5 separate regions of the Homo sapiens genome follow, and regions 2, 3, 4 and 5 are each linked to region 1. The links are chromatin contacts, found by Hi-C or POLR2A ChIA-PET in ENCODE. All regions are on one chromosome and are shown on one strand. Each heading gives the region's core, a stretch centred on a gene start or an enhancer-like site at or near the end of the contact. The rest is flanking DNA. Distances are from core to core; before and after follow the strand shown. Region 1 holds the start of SRSF10 (serine and arginine rich splicing factor 10). Region 2 holds the start of ID3 (inhibitor of DNA binding 3). Region 3 holds the start of GRHL3-AS1 (GRHL3 antisense RNA 1). Region 4 has its middle 23 kb from the start of ELOA. Region 5 holds the start of RPL11 (ribosomal protein L11).

What was found. Hi-C counts contacts between places; a loop is a spot of excess contacts on that map. ChIA-PET counts read pairs that join two places held with the same protein, here RNA polymerase II (POLR2A). Pooled maps may share reads with other maps.
Region 2: a map of CD4-positive, alpha-beta T cell shows a loop between it and region 1 (3-fold over the local background). The contact joins the promoter of ID3 here to the promoter of SRSF10 in region 1. A Hi-C loop is called at or near these places in 1 of 168 maps with a recorded cell type or tissue (CD4-positive, alpha-beta T cell) and 6 of 50 pooled maps. POLR2A ChIA-PET finds 5 or more read pairs at or near these places in 1 of 52 experiments (GM10248).
Region 3: a loop to region 1 is called in a pooled map, with 7 times the contacts of the local background. The contact joins the promoter of GRHL3-AS1 here to the promoter of SRSF10 in region 1. A Hi-C loop is called at or near these places in 5 of 50 pooled maps. POLR2A ChIA-PET finds 5 or more read pairs at or near these places in 4 of 52 experiments (A673, GM10248, H1 and 1 more).
Region 4: a pooled map shows a loop between it and region 1 (5-fold over the local background). The contact joins the enhancer-like site here to the promoter of SRSF10 in region 1. A Hi-C loop is called at or near these places in 2 of 50 pooled maps. POLR2A ChIA-PET finds 5 or more read pairs at or near these places in 3 of 52 experiments (activated B cell, activated CD4-positive, alpha-beta T cell and activated T-cell).
Region 5: a loop to region 1 is called in a map of naive thymus-derived CD4-positive, alpha-beta T cell, with 4 times the contacts of the local background. The contact joins the promoter of RPL11 here to the promoter of SRSF10 in region 1. A Hi-C loop is called at or near these places in 1 of 168 maps with a recorded cell type or tissue (naive thymus-derived CD4-positive, alpha-beta T cell) and 9 of 50 pooled maps. POLR2A ChIA-PET finds 5 or more read pairs at or near these places in 9 of 52 experiments (A673, GM12878, H1 and 6 more).

Annotation. Positions count from the first base shown.
Region 1 is chr1:23,979,015-23,981,714 of GRCh38, reverse strand. SRSF10 (serine and arginine rich splicing factor 10) reads left to right here and starts at 1,388. Exons shown (of 6, transcript NM_054016.4): 1 at 1,388-1,524. The coding sequence starts at 1,460. RefSeq lists enhancers at 1,064-1,113, 180-1,170, 1,124-1,453, 1,884-1,933, 1,171-2,161.
Region 2 is chr1:23,558,251-23,560,950 of GRCh38, reverse strand. It overlaps ID3 (inhibitor of DNA binding 3), which reads left to right and starts at 1,450. Exons shown (of 3, transcript NM_002167.5): 1 at 1,450-1,824; 2 at 1,932-2,016; 3 at 2,536-2,700. The coding sequence starts at 1,525. The coding sequence ends at 1,991. All of the region lies in intron 2 of LOC124903876 (a long non-coding RNA gene), which reads right to left. RefSeq lists silencers at 1,137-1,383, 1,251-1,510 and an enhancer at 2,451-2,580.
Region 3 is chr1:24,320,584-24,323,283 of GRCh38, reverse strand. It overlaps GRHL3-AS1 (GRHL3 antisense RNA 1), which reads left to right and starts at 1,293. Exons shown (of 2, transcript NR_183722.1): 1 at 1,293-1,618. The region is part of intron 1 of GRHL3 (grainyhead like transcription factor 3); the gene reads right to left. RefSeq lists enhancers at 154-669, 670-1,187 and a silencer at 1,255-1,394.
Region 4 is chr1:23,719,319-23,722,018 of GRCh38, reverse strand. No RefSeq gene overlaps it. Among named protein-coding and RNA genes, the nearest start is that of ELOA, 23 kb to the left of the region's middle. Within about 2 kb of position 1,283, at least 5 of the 41 ENCODE cell types and tissues checked have a DNase peak (open chromatin) inside an H3K27ac peak, as active enhancers do.
Region 5 is chr1:23,690,364-23,693,063 of GRCh38, reverse strand. RPL11 (ribosomal protein L11) reads right to left here and starts at 1,258. Exons shown (of 6, transcript NM_000975.5): 1 at 1,235-1,258; 2 at 305-455. The coding sequence starts at 1,240. RefSeq lists an enhancer at 977-1,296.

The sequences.
Region 1 (2,700 bases), core at 139-2,638:
CCACACGCTGGAGGCATTCCAACTGAAGTCTCTCATCTCCAGAAGTTGACTCTTATCGAGCAGGAAATGGCTCTCAAAAGGGCCTCCAAAATCAAAACCATACTAAAGATTATTTGCTATTTTCATGCTCATTCTCTTACAAACGTGGAGTTTTCCAGAGGGTACATGATGTGTGATAAAGGGTAGTGGAGTGTGTCAAAGTTTTCTCTATTTTTTTTTTTTTTCTTTTTTGAGACGGAGTCTCACCCTGTCGCCCAGGCTGGAATGCAGTGGTGCAATCTCGGCTCACTGCAACCTCTGCCTCCCGAGTTCAAGCGATTCTTCTGCCCCAGCCTCCCAAGTAGCTGGGATTACAGGCGCGCGCCACTACGCCTGGCTAATTTTTGTATTTTTAGTAGAGATGGGGTTTCACTGTGTTGGTCAGGCTGGTCTCAAACTCTTGACCTCGTGATCTGCCCGCCTCGGCCTCCCAAAGTACAGGGAGGGATTACAGGCGTGAGCCACCGAGCCCAGCCGAAGTTTCCTCTATTTTAAGTTCTCATTAACTATTTATTAATAGGTATAACCCACACTTTTTTTAAAAAAAGCTCTTTGGAATCTTCCGTAATACACAAGAATATAAAGGCGTTCTGAGACCAAAAAGTTTGAGAACTGCTGCAATACAGGTCCGATGCATACCCAGGAAGCCGTCAGCAACAAAGAATACACTACAAATGACCACAGTCATGAACCTACAGTGTGAGGTTTGGTCCCACCCAGGTTGGGAGCCAAATGCGTGACTAAGTGGAGATGGCTAGGGTGTGGGTGAGGGGCAAAGGCAGGCTGAAAACACTGGAGAGACAGGCCCAGCTCTGCGCAAGGGCACACACCTCCTTCCTTTACACACTCAATACAAGCTGTAAATCCTTCTTTCGCAGGTCAGGGCATAACCTGGACCAAACGGGAAATTTAAGGCAAAATAAAAGCAGGACATTAACTTGGACCAACCGGGAAATTTAAGGCAGCCTCTCTGAACTAAATAGTTTAAAAATCTGTCCATTTAGTAGTAACCGCAAAGTTTGGCCTAGAGACTAAAACATCTGCTTCCTGATTTGGGGGTGGAGATGAAGTGGAGTGTAAGGTAGAAAACGGCGGGAAATGAAGACCTAAAGAAAGAAAGAACAGGCTTGGGGGAGGGTAAGAGGCACCGCAAGAAGCCAACGAATGACACCGACGCTGAGGCGCGTGCGCCAGCCCTCCGCATGCGCAGGCGGACGCCTGGTGTTCTCGCGGGAAAGAACCGTTGCGCCCGACTTTGCGCGGAGGTAGGAGGGGGAAGTGGAGGCGGGAGTGAAGTCTCGCGAGAAGAGTCGGTTGCCGTAGCAGAGCCCTCTAGCTGTGTGTGTCTGAGGCTCGGCCGCCTGAGCCGCGGACGGTTTGCTGAGCCCGTTAGTGCGCCCGGCCGAGACACGCCGCCGCCATGTCCCGCTACCTGCGTCCCCCCAACACGTCTCTGTTCGTCAGGAACGTGGCCGACGACACCAGGTAGGTACAAGGCAGGTACTCCGGGCCTAGGCGGGGAGGCCGCAGGCGCCTGGAGAGGACCCTGGTGGTGGCGGCACTGGGCCGGGGGAGGGGACGGAGTGAAGATGGCGGGTCCCGCGCCCGCTTTGGCGCCGAACTAGGCCGCGCAGCGGGCCTCAGCCGCCGCGTGGGAGCGAGGGCGGCGCCTCTGCCTTCGCCGGGCCGCGTGGCGGGGTTTTTCGGTCCCCCTCCCCCTCCGCAGTTTGCAGCCCCTTTCTCCCTGCTTCCTGCCGGCGCGAGCAGCCCCCCGCCGCGGCCTTTCCGCGACCCGACGGCCGCCCCCCATTGATTTGAAGTTCACATTCTTCGAGGTTCACGCCCCCTTGGCCCAGAGATTTTTTTTTTTCCCCAGCCAAAAAATAGTGAGATGAAATAACGGGATCGAGGGAGAGGAATGTTGCTACCATTTATCTTTGTTGTTGTTGCCGTTGTTAATATTTGGGGGTTTTAATCAGTTGGAGGTGTTTGGAGAAAGGGAGCGTTGAGATTTGGGGAGTTAGATTTTTCCAGTTAAATGTTGCGAGTAGTTTTTCTTATTTCCTGGAAATTCTGGTCACCCTTTGAAAAGGGAGGTTTGGGAAGCGTCAGTCATTAGGACGTTGACAGCTAAGTTAGATTAATTCAGACGTACCTTAAATAGGCTTTGTTCTCACCATTCCCTTGTTTCGAGTTGCCTTCAGATTATTTTGGAAGAGTTCTTACTACAAGATGAGGCTTTTTATTTCACAAATAATGAATCTACACACAGAAAATAAGTGGTTTGGGTTTTTGGTGTTTCGTGGGGGTTTTTTGCTAGCTTTGTGATTTGCTTTTGTCTTAAATTTAAGAAGGAAAGAAAGCAATAATTCTTTCCATAAATAATTCTTTCCATAATTTCTAATAGTTACGTTAGCATCTAGAGAAATTTTCTCTTTACGTCATCTTGACACTTAACTATTTAAGAAGTTCGATATTTGTGACTTTTTCAGACCATATTTATCTACTGTTAAGTGTGTAAATCTGTCGCTAAAATTGGGGAGTAAAAATAAGTGCTTGGTATTTTTCAGAGTGCTAGAGTCGATTTGATGCTGTAAAAGTAAAAAAAAAAAAAAAAACAAGGCTTATATACAACCTAATGCTGCTGTACCTTTTATGAAA
Region 2 (2,700 bases), core at 201-2,700, 420 kb after region 1:
GGGCTAGCATGATGAACCCAGGGCTCTCAATTCCCAGTCAGTGTCCTTTTCAACCGTTTTGCGACTCTCTTTGGCTCTGAGCCCCCCTTGTCCTGTTAATCAGTGCCACACATTATCGAACTCTTGTTTCCTGTGTTAATCTTGTCTCCCCAAATTGTGAGATTCTTGAAAGCAGGAGCCACTGTTTTATGCGGAGGGACTCCATAAATATTCACCAATGATTCATTAGGAAAGCAACTATTGGGGGAATCCCACTTGGTCATTTCCAAAATGGAAAGCAGCATCTTGGAAGTGCAGGTCCCCAAATGTCTAGGGAGGTGACAAGAAGGCAAGCAAAGAATCAAAGAATACTGAGCACAGTGTCCTGTTGCAATACAGGACTTAGTTTGCCGGCCCTCTGGTTCCTTTCCTGGTCTTTCAGATGGAGCTGGAGCTACTTCAGCAGGGCTAAGAATAATCAAGTCCAGGTGGCCTGCCCTTCCATAGCAGAAAGGGACAGACAATAGAGCAATGAAATTACCACTGTTTTCTACACAGAGGTGTGTGGAAAGTGAAGAGAGGGGAAGTTAAGAAATTTGCTGACCCAATTGGGTGGGGGGGGGCTCTTAAAAAGGTTTATGTAGAAATTGTCCCATCTGTGCCTCCATATTTAAAACCTTGTCCAAAATTCTAATTGAACTCACAAAGCACAACTGTGCATATATTTAGTTCGTTATGGAGTTTATGGGGCAGAGGGTCCAGGCTCCTTTTTTCCCCATGCAAAAAGCATGGGCTCAAGCTTTCTTCTTTTCCCCTGTTGCTCAAATAAATAGTGTTCTTTGCTCAAACCCCCTTTCCCTCCTCCTTCTGCAATCTCAGCGCCTAGCGCAAATCTGTTTTCTTCATTGTAACCTCAGCTTCACCGCAATTAATTTTTTTTCCCTCTGGTCACAAGATAATTCCTGACGCCAGTGAGTCTGGAGGTCAGACGAACAGCAAATTGGGGAACAAGGCGGCACTAATTCCTTACAAGTTTCCCTTGAAAAATCTTTCGCTTAAAAAAAACGGGGGGTGGGGGGAGCTTCTTTGCTGTTCAGGGATTTATGACCTCGGAGGAGCTGTGGCTCGAACCAGTGTTGGGCTAAAGGCGGACTGGCAGGGGGCAGGGAAGCTCAAAGATCTGGGGTGCTGCCAGGAAAAAGCAAATTCTGGAAGTTAATGGTTTTGAGTGATTTTTAAATCCTTGCTGGCGGAGAGGCCCGCCTCTCCCCGGTATCAGCGCTTCCTCATTCTTTGAATCCGCGGCTCCGCGGTCTTCGGCGTCAGACCAGCCGGAGGAAGCCTGTTTGCAATTTAAGCGGGCTGTGAACGCCCAGGGCCGGCGGGGGCAGGGCCGAGGCGGGCCATTTTGAATAAAGAGGCGTGCCTTCCAGGCAGGCTCTATAAGTGACCGCCGCGGCGAGCGTGCGCGCGTTGCAGGTCACTGTAGCGGGACTTCTTTTGGTTTTCTTTCTCTTTGGGGCACCTCTGGACTCACTCCCCAGCATGAAGGCGCTGAGCCCGGTGCGCGGCTGCTACGAGGCGGTGTGCTGCCTGTCGGAACGCAGTCTGGCCATCGCCCGGGGCCGAGGGAAGGGCCCGGCAGCTGAGGAGCCGCTGAGCTTGCTGGACGACATGAACCACTGCTACTCCCGCCTGCGGGAACTGGTACCCGGAGTCCCGAGAGGCACTCAGCTTAGCCAGGTGGAAATCCTACAGCGCGTCATCGACTACATTCTCGACCTGCAGGTAGTCCTGGCCGAGCCAGCCCCTGGACCCCCTGATGGCCCCCACCTTCCCATCCAGGTAAGCCTCGAAGTCGGGACAGGGCTGAACACCCAGGCAAGGATGCTGCGGGACCCTCGGAGCTCCCGATTGCCTCGCGTAACTCTTCCCTCTTTTCCTCTAATCAGACAGCCGAGCTCACTCCGGAACTTGTCATCTCCAACGACAAAAGGAGCTTTTGCCACTGACTCGGCCGTGTCCTGACACCTCCAGGTGAGTATCTCCTCTCTTGGAGAGGGAGGTTTAAACGGCAAGTCCTGGAGTTGGCAGACGTTTTGAAAAATTGCCACTCACTCGGTTTAGGGAAACTGAGGCCAGAGAGGGACAAGTGACTTGCCCATGGTTGCATCAAATGAATGGCAGAGTCAGTTTCCATGTGATGTGCATTTAAGCCTTAAATGCGCCTGGGCCCTGCCCTCCCGCAGTGGCCGAGGGTCTGGCAAAGTAGACATGGGTCCGACTAAATACAAGTCTTTCTGTTCCATGTTGTATAGGGAGCTGTCTTCGGCAGCCCCCTCCCAGCTAGTGTCAATTCCAAGTAGGAGGGGTAGCGCAAGCTCCGCCTGTGGTCTTTGGCGCCAACTGGGTGGGGGCAGCGTGGGGCGCGGAGTTATCAGCTGGAGGTACAGACCAAGTTTCCTCCCTGGCGCCGGCCAGTCTGCGGACGGCCCCCGCCTCGGCACGCTCGGCGGAAACTGACTGCTCCTTGGTCTTCTTTCCTCCCCCGCCCAGAACGCAGGTGCTGGCGCCCGTTCTGCCTGGGACCCCGGGAACCTCTCCTGCCGGAAGCCGGACGGCAGGGATGGGCCCCAACTTCGCCCTGCCCACTTGACTTCACCAAATCCCTTCCTGGAGACTAAACCTGGTGCTCAGGAGCGAAGGACTGTGAACTTGTGG
Region 3 (2,700 bases), core at 44-2,543, 340 kb before region 1:
TAGTTCCCAGGTGATGATGATGATGATGATGGTCCACGGACCACAGTTTGAGAACACTGTTCTAGGTGTTCTCTTTCAAAATAATGACTCCCTCTCTTCCCCTTAACGACTCCAAAGGTAACATAGGTTTGTAAAATACAACAAATATATAACATGTAGAACCTACAGAAAAATAGGAAGAATGGAATTCATCCACATTCTTCTGCTCAGAAATAACCACTCTTAACAGTTTGGCACATCTCCTCTGTCTTCTTTTCAGAGGCTAAGCACAGAGGAAGCGGGGTGGCCTATGGCTGCTCGGCTAAGACCCGGTTAAGATCCCAGTGCTTCCGTGAGACCTTGGGCAAGCCTGAACCAGGTCTGGGTCCCCTCTTCGGCAAAACTGCATTTACACTCCCATCCCGCATTAGTTTGTTGGGAGGGTTTAAAGAAGAGCGTGTATTTATCAAGCACTCGACACAATGTCAGATGCGGAGTCAGCGCTCCATAAATGTTGGCTGTCATTTTTGTTCTAACGTAAGAGAAAGCTGGATGATCCCATCTGGGTTTCAGCCCCGTTTTCCCTCTTCACTCCTCCGGTGGGTCAGTGGGAGCTCTGCCGACCGCCTGGCTGCGGCCACTCACTGCTGGGACTGCGCAGCCTGCCCGCTCCCAGCAGCTGGCGGAGCCGCAGGACCCCCGCGCCGCCCGGGCCGCCGCCGTTAGGGTTGGCTCAAGCCTCTCGGCCCAGTCCGCCAGTTTTACAGCCCGAACTCAAAGAGGGCTTTTAACTTTTCATTCAGCAGCAGCGTAGCTCCGACTTTTAATAACACACCTCGTGCACGACAAAAATTTGCTCCTGGCAATCATGGTTTCGACCACAAAACCACAGCGGGGAGGCGTTCCTGATTAACTCTTTCAGCGCTCCAGGCAGTCTGGAGCCGGCGCTCCTGGAGATCAGATAGAACGGCGGCGGCGGCCGCGGTCAGGACTGCGACGGTTCTAGTCCCCTTCCCCCAACCGAGTCGCGTCTCTGCGAGGCTGAGGGGAGACTCCAGGCGGCAGCGGTGGGGCCCAGAGAGCAGGGAGCGAGGCCGCGGGGGACGCTCCTGCCTCGGTGCCTTAGACCTACTGTGTGCCAAGCCCCTTTGCGGCGAAACTCTCCCTTCCTGGGCTGTCAACGGGGCCTGCCTGGAGCGCCGGCCGGCCCTCCAGAGGGGAACAACAGGTCACCGGGGAGGTCGCCTGCGGCTCCAGCTCCCCGGGGGCCCCGACGCACCTTCAGGAAAACCCGACGCTGGGCAGCTCGCGGGCGCCGGCTGTTTTCCTGCGAGACCCAGGCGGTCGGCGGCGACTTCCGGCGCCCTCGGCCGCAGCCCAGGATCCCTTGCGCCCTGCGGTAGCCCGGGGCTGCCCAGGGCTGCGGGCTCCAGGCACCCAGAGCGCTGCGACCACATGAAAGGCCCGGCGCTCAGCACCCGCCAGCCACCTCCAGCTGGTTTCTAACTACACCGCCGGGGCCTCCATGCTTCTCAGAGACCAGCCTTCGAAGTGCCGCCTTACACCCGGGGCCTGGCCACCGGGCGGGCGCGGATGGAGCTCTGGTCCACATTTGGGAGCTCACAGTTGTTCCTGCCAGGTAGGTGTTACAGACAGATGAGCAGACTGAGGGTCAGGGAGGACAAACAAATTCACCAGGATCCTGCTGTTGGTAAGTGGCAGAATTTAGAGTGACAGGCAAGTCCCACTTTTGCCACTATATCAAGGCCTGGCCAGAGTTGGCCATTCCATGAGGGCCCAAGCTGTAAGCTATGGCCAGTCCTCTTAACTTGGCACTTTTTAGGAGAATGTCGAGGCCGCAGAAGCAACAGCAGCTCAGAACTTGCAAGCCAAGCGCCGGGTGCCCTCCCCTTACCAGTAGGGGCAGCTGAGCCCCCAGGCTCTGCCACTGTAATCTCAAATGGTGGCTTGGAGTCCGCCTGCAATTACTCAGCAGGCAACTGGCTTCCCTCACCCCACCCCAAACTGAGAAGCCTCAACTGTCAGCGGATCTGACTTCAAATCCAAACCATTAGGGAGGAGAAAAGCAAGAAACCTTTCTGTTCAAGTAACCCAGCTTCAGAACACATACCCCCTAACGTGCAGTAATGAATAGATTCTGTCTGTAGCCTCCGCAGTTTTAGCCAGCAAATTTAAGTGGGATGGAGACACATGTCAAGATTTTTTTGCGCGTTCAAAGTATGGAAAAATAGCAAGAGGTTTGGGAATGCTCATTGATTGGTTAGTTCTACATGAAATGACAATGGTGTTACTGGTGTGTTCTCCACCAGCCTTAAAAGCAATCACTATTCTAAAATTGTCAAATCCTCTAACAACCCCATGAGGTGGATACTACTGTTGGCCACTATTTACAGATGAGGATTAAGGGACTTGCTCAACATCACACAGCTATAAGTGCTAGAGCTGGGACTTGAACCCAGGTGTCAGTACCAATGCTCCTGCTCTTATTCTCATTGCGGTCCAATTGTCAATACATTGTCAACCCCGGGAAATTCATTCAAAAGAAATGTGCCTGTTAACCCAAGTGATTGTGCTGTGAACATGAAGAGCTGAAGGGCTAGCTAGAACATAGAATCCGGTCTGCAGTCAGGACCTAGCACTGCTGTCTGCCCACAGATCTTCAAGTTCTTAAAAGTCTGTTGAGGAGCAGTTAGAAAAAAG
Region 4 (2,700 bases), core at 34-2,533, 260 kb after region 1:
CCTCAACCTCCCACCTACCTCCCAAGTAGCTGGGACTACAGGTGCATGCCACCATGCCCACCTTATTTTTTTATTTTTTGTAGAGATGGGGTTTCACTATGTTGCTCAGGCTGGTCTCGAACTCCTGGGCTCAAGCAATCTGCCTGCCTCAGCCTCTCAAAGTGCTGGGATTACAGGCATGAGCCACAGTGCCTAGCCTGTCATTCATCATTCTTTTTTTTTTTTTTTTTTTTTTTGAGATGGAGTCTCGCTTTGTCACCCAGGCTGGATAGCAGTGGTGCAATCTCAGCTCACAGTAACCTCTGCCTCCTGGGTTCAAGCGATTCTCCTGCCTTAGCCTCCCGAGTAGCTGGGATTATAGGCACACACCACCACGCCCAGCTAATTTTTGTATTTTTAGTAGAGACATCGTTTCACCATGTTGGCCAGGCTGGTCTCGAACTCCTGAACTCAAGTGATCTGCCCACCTCGGCCTCCCAAAGTGCTGAGATTACAGGTGTAAGCCACCGTGCCTGGCCCTGTCATTCATTCTTTCAGCAAAAATTTACTAAGCATCTACTATGTGCCACGTGCCTTGCTTGCACTGATGTGCCTGGTACATAGGCACAGTATGAACAGTAACATTTAGGCCCCTCATAAAGCCTACAGCCTGTTAGGGTCAATGAGGCTCTTAGTGTTTTTTGGGTTTTTTTTTTTTTTTTTTTTTTTTTGAGATAGAGTCTCTTGCCCAGGCTGGAGTGCAGTGGCACAATCTCGGCTCACTGCAACTTCCACCTCCCAGGTTCAAGCGATTCTCCTGTCTCAGCCTCCCGAGTAGCTGGAATTACAGATGTGTGCCACCATGCCTGGCTAATTTTTTTTCTATTTTTAGGAGAGATGGGGTTTCACCATGTTGGCCAGGCTGGTCTCGAACTCCTGACCTCAGGTGATCCACCTGCCTTGGCCTCCCAAAGTGCTGGGATTACAGGCATGAGCCACCATTCCTGGGCTGAGGCTCTTAGTGTTTTTTTTGTTTGTTTGCTTTTTTTTTTTTTTTTTTTTTTTTTTTGTGGCTCTTAGTGTTTTAAGCCTTACTTCTGGCCCCTCTCACCTCTTACTCTTTGTTCTAGTCATCATGACAGAGTTGGGATTTCCCAAACTTGCCCCATTGCAGCCTCAGGGTCTATAAATATGCCAACCCAAAATTCCAGCCCTCAGCCTCCTGGCCTCATTAAGACTCAGTTTGAGAATCACTTCCTCTGAGCAGCCTGTACCTAACCCCACCCCAGATCTGCCCCAGATTATCGTGCACCCATCACTGGAGGAGTCTCTCGTGTGGTCGTCACTGTCCATTTCTTTGTGTGATGTCCTCACTAGACTGTGAGCTCCTTGCAAGCAGGGACTGTGACTAAACCATCTCTGTATCCCTGCTGGGGGCACTAACTAGCTGGTGAACCCATAAGTACGTGGACTTGAACGGCCCAGTGGAGGGTCTGTATGAGAGGTATCCGCATAGGGCAATACACGGTGTGAGAGAAGAACTGCAGCTTCAGAAGGGCTAGGAGGCCAGGTTCTCAGCAGGAGTTTCCAGAGCACATAGCCTGTAACCACCAGGAAACAGGCAGAGATACAGAGCCTCGAAGCTGAGAAAGACAGTGCCTTACTTCTCCTTGAAGAGGGGCCTTGTGTGGTGAAAGTAACACATCTGTGTTCTAATTTGACTCCTCACCGGCTATGTGACTTTGGGTTAGACGGACCTCTAATATTTGCATGGCTGATGGCAAAAGTGTATACAGAGGCCCACATACCATTTATCTAAATATTTAAAAGTTAAAAACTAACAAACCATTAAATACAGTTTTTACTCTATCCTATCCTATTCTGTTCTCTTACTTCGATGAATATACCTTCATAATGACCTGGGGCTAGGTTTAAATTTAACATTCTCAGATTCCTAAGAGTTCTTGGGGATGTGGTGGCACAAGGAGAACTAGCCCCTAACCTACATGCTGTTCTTCCCACCTGCATTAGGCAGAATAATGTCCCCTCCCCACCCCAGGTGTCCACACCCTGATCCCAGGAACCTGTGAATATGTTATCTTACATGGCAAGGGGGAATTAAAATTGCTAATCAGGCCAAGCATGGTGGCTCACACCTGTAATCCCAGCACTTTGGGAGGCCGAGGCAGGAGGATCACTTGAACTCAGAGGTTTGAGACCAGCCTGGGCAACATTGCAAGACCTCATTTCAATTTATATTACAAATTTATTTATTTTAATACAATAAAAATTGCTAATCAGCTGACCTCAAGATAGGGAGATTATCCTGGATTATTGAGGTAGCCCAAAATAATCACAAGGGTGCTTCTAAGTGAAAGCGAGAAGCATGAGTCAGAGTCAGAGAAGATGTGATGACAGAGGCAAAGGCTGGAGTGATGGGATTGCTGGCTTTGAAGGTGGCCACCAGCCAAGGAACACAGGTGGCCTCTAGAAGCTGGAAAAGGCAAGCAAACAGATTCTCCCTGGAGCCTCAGGAAGGACACAGCCATGGCTATACCTTGATTATAGCCCAGTGAGACCCATTTTGGACCTCTGGCCTCCATAAATGTCAGATAGTAAGTTTGCGGTAATTTTTTTACAGCAGAAATAGGAAATGAATACACTGCCTTAGTCTCTGTCCTGCACCACAGGGCCTCACGTTCAGCCCAGGGGTCACACCAG
Region 5 (2,700 bases), core at 9-2,508, 290 kb after region 1:
TCAGATCTAATGATCTTTACTTCGTTCCTGACATTTCCACTCTATCTCATATCCTAGTTACTTAGGAAAATCTTTACTTGGGCTAGTCTTAGCTTAAGATCTGCTCAAATAAAATCTAGTGTTCCAATCCCACACGCCATCTTGAATAAAAAAAAAAAAAAAAGACACCTCTTGGCCGGCTCATGAATTTAATGCTTTAAGTGATGCCGACTGTCACTTTCTAAACAGACTCGACAGCAGGTAAATCAAGAAACAACCAAGCGACCCAAGCAGGCAAACCCTGTATGTCCTTGTGACTACTCACCTTTGGAAAACACAGGGGTCTGCCCTGTGAGCTGCTCCAACACCTTGGCTGCTCGCGTCAGTCTGTCTCCACTCTCCCCAACACAGATGTTGAGACAGAGTTTGCGGATGCGAAGTTCCCGCATGGGGTTCTCCTTTTCACCTTGATCCTGCTGCAACAGGGAAGAGCAGCAGTCAATACACTCACAGCTGAGGGCCCTGAGTTTTACTACTTTCTATCTGCACAGCATTTTTATTTCTGCTCATCCCAAATCGTAACGAAGACCCTGAATGTTTAAAAGGTATAATGTTTAGGGGACATCAAGGGAAGAAGACAGCTCGGAACCTATCCTTCCTCCACGAACGGAACGGGTGAAGAGAAAACTCAGGACAGTTATTGAGTGTTAAAAGATACGGACACTGAGATCGAACCCTAAGAGGCTCAGGGTAACAAAGAGCGCCCCCATTGTAAGGCCAACTAAGGGGAGTGAGCGAAGAAACAGAACTTAATTGCTCAGTTAACAGGAAACACGTGGTTATGCGACGTCCAGCATCCTATTCGGAAGCTGTCTAAAGGCTGGCACCTTCCCTAAGCGGAGCAACCGACTAAGGTTTCCTAGCACCGAGCAAGTCTCAAGTCCCCGGGACCAGGAAAAGGCCCGGACCCCCCTGCCTCAGAACCCTCCATTCACCCCATCTGCCCCCGCTGCAGCCTCCTGACCGTGCTTCTGAGCACTCCGGGCAAGTGCCCGGAGCCGCTCCTAAAACGATGGCAGGGAAAGTGACAGAATTCAACCCTGCGTCCTTGGCTCGAACGGCTCTGCTAGTTTTGGGCCAGCAGGCATTGCGGGCTCCATATTCCTCGGGCTGCGGGCGAAGTAGCCCCCGCAGGCTCGGCCTGCCATGGATGGCGACGGATAAAGGAAAGCAAATCCAGGTCCCAGCTACTCACCGCCATGATGGAGAGCAGGAAGAGAAAGCGGAGCTTCCGGCCGAGGGCCTTATGGGCCAGGAGGCGGGCTCTTTTCCCAGGCTAACCACAGAGATGAAGACGAGGAAGAGAGGCGCATTTGGCAAAGCCCTGCAGCGTCGGCTTCTCCCTTGTGGGTAGTGCTAGCCACTGCAGGCGACGCTGGCTGAAGACCGGGATCTGGGTTTTCCAAAAATAGTTTTTGAAAGCTCCCGAATCAGCACGTCCTTGAGTTTCCGGACCTTGAGGACGTTCTCTCCTCCCAGTGTCACGAGCTGGTGGTCCTTGTGTGATGAGAACGCCAAAACTACATTAAATCAATCATGCAAATTATGACGCAAATTTATTCTGTAACAACGTAAACAAATATAATTTATTTATTTATTTATTTTTTGAGACGGAGCCTCGCTGTGTCACCCAGGTTGAAGTGCAGTGGCGCGATATCGGCTCACTGCAACCTCCGCCTCCCGGGTTCAAGCGATTCTCCTGCCTCAGCCTCCCAAGTAGCTGGGATTACAGGCACGCACCACCATACCGGTCTAATTTGTTTGTATTTTTAGTAGAGATGGGGTTTCACCATGTTGGTCGGGCTGGTATGGAACTCCTGACCTCAAATGATCCACCCGCCTTGGCCTCCCAAAGTGCTGGGATTACAGGCGTGAGCCACCACTCCGGGCACAAATAGAATTTATACAAACGGAAAGGAGTGGTGGTTTAAGAGTCCCGAGCTTGAAGACAGGCAGATGTGGTCCTGTCTCGACCAGCTAGTAGCTATGTGACCTTGGGCAAGTTACTACAGGGTGCGTATTCCTAACCTGAAAAGCCTGGGACCAGACGGTTTTTAGATTTGGGATTTTTCCGGATTATGGAATATTCGCATAAACATAATGAGATATCTTGGGGATGGAACCCAAGTCTGAATATGAAATTAATTTATGTTCCATATACACCTTATACACATAGTCTGAAGGTAATTTTATACAATATTTTAAGTAAGTTTGTGCATGAAACAAAGTTTGTGTACATTGAACCATCAGAAAGCAAAGGTGTCACTATCTCAGCCACCCTTGTGGACAATCTCTGGTTGGTTGGCCTAACCATTTTTCCAGACTGTAAATGTATATGCTATTGATAAGCAATACTTTCTTACGCTTATTCACATATAAGTACTTAACAGCGGCCGGGCGCGGTGGCTCACGCCTGTAATCCCAGCACTTTGGGAGACCGAGACGGGCGGATCGCGAGGTCAGGAAATCGAGACCATCCTGGCTAACACGGTGAAACTCCGTCTCTACTAAAAATACAAAAAAAAAAAAAAAAAAAAATTAGCCGGGCGTGGTGGCGGGCGCCTGTAGTCCCAGCTACTCTGGAGGCTGAGGCAGGAGAATGGCGTGAACCTGGGAGGCGGAGCTTTCAGTGAGCCGAGGTCGCGCCACTGCACTCCAGCC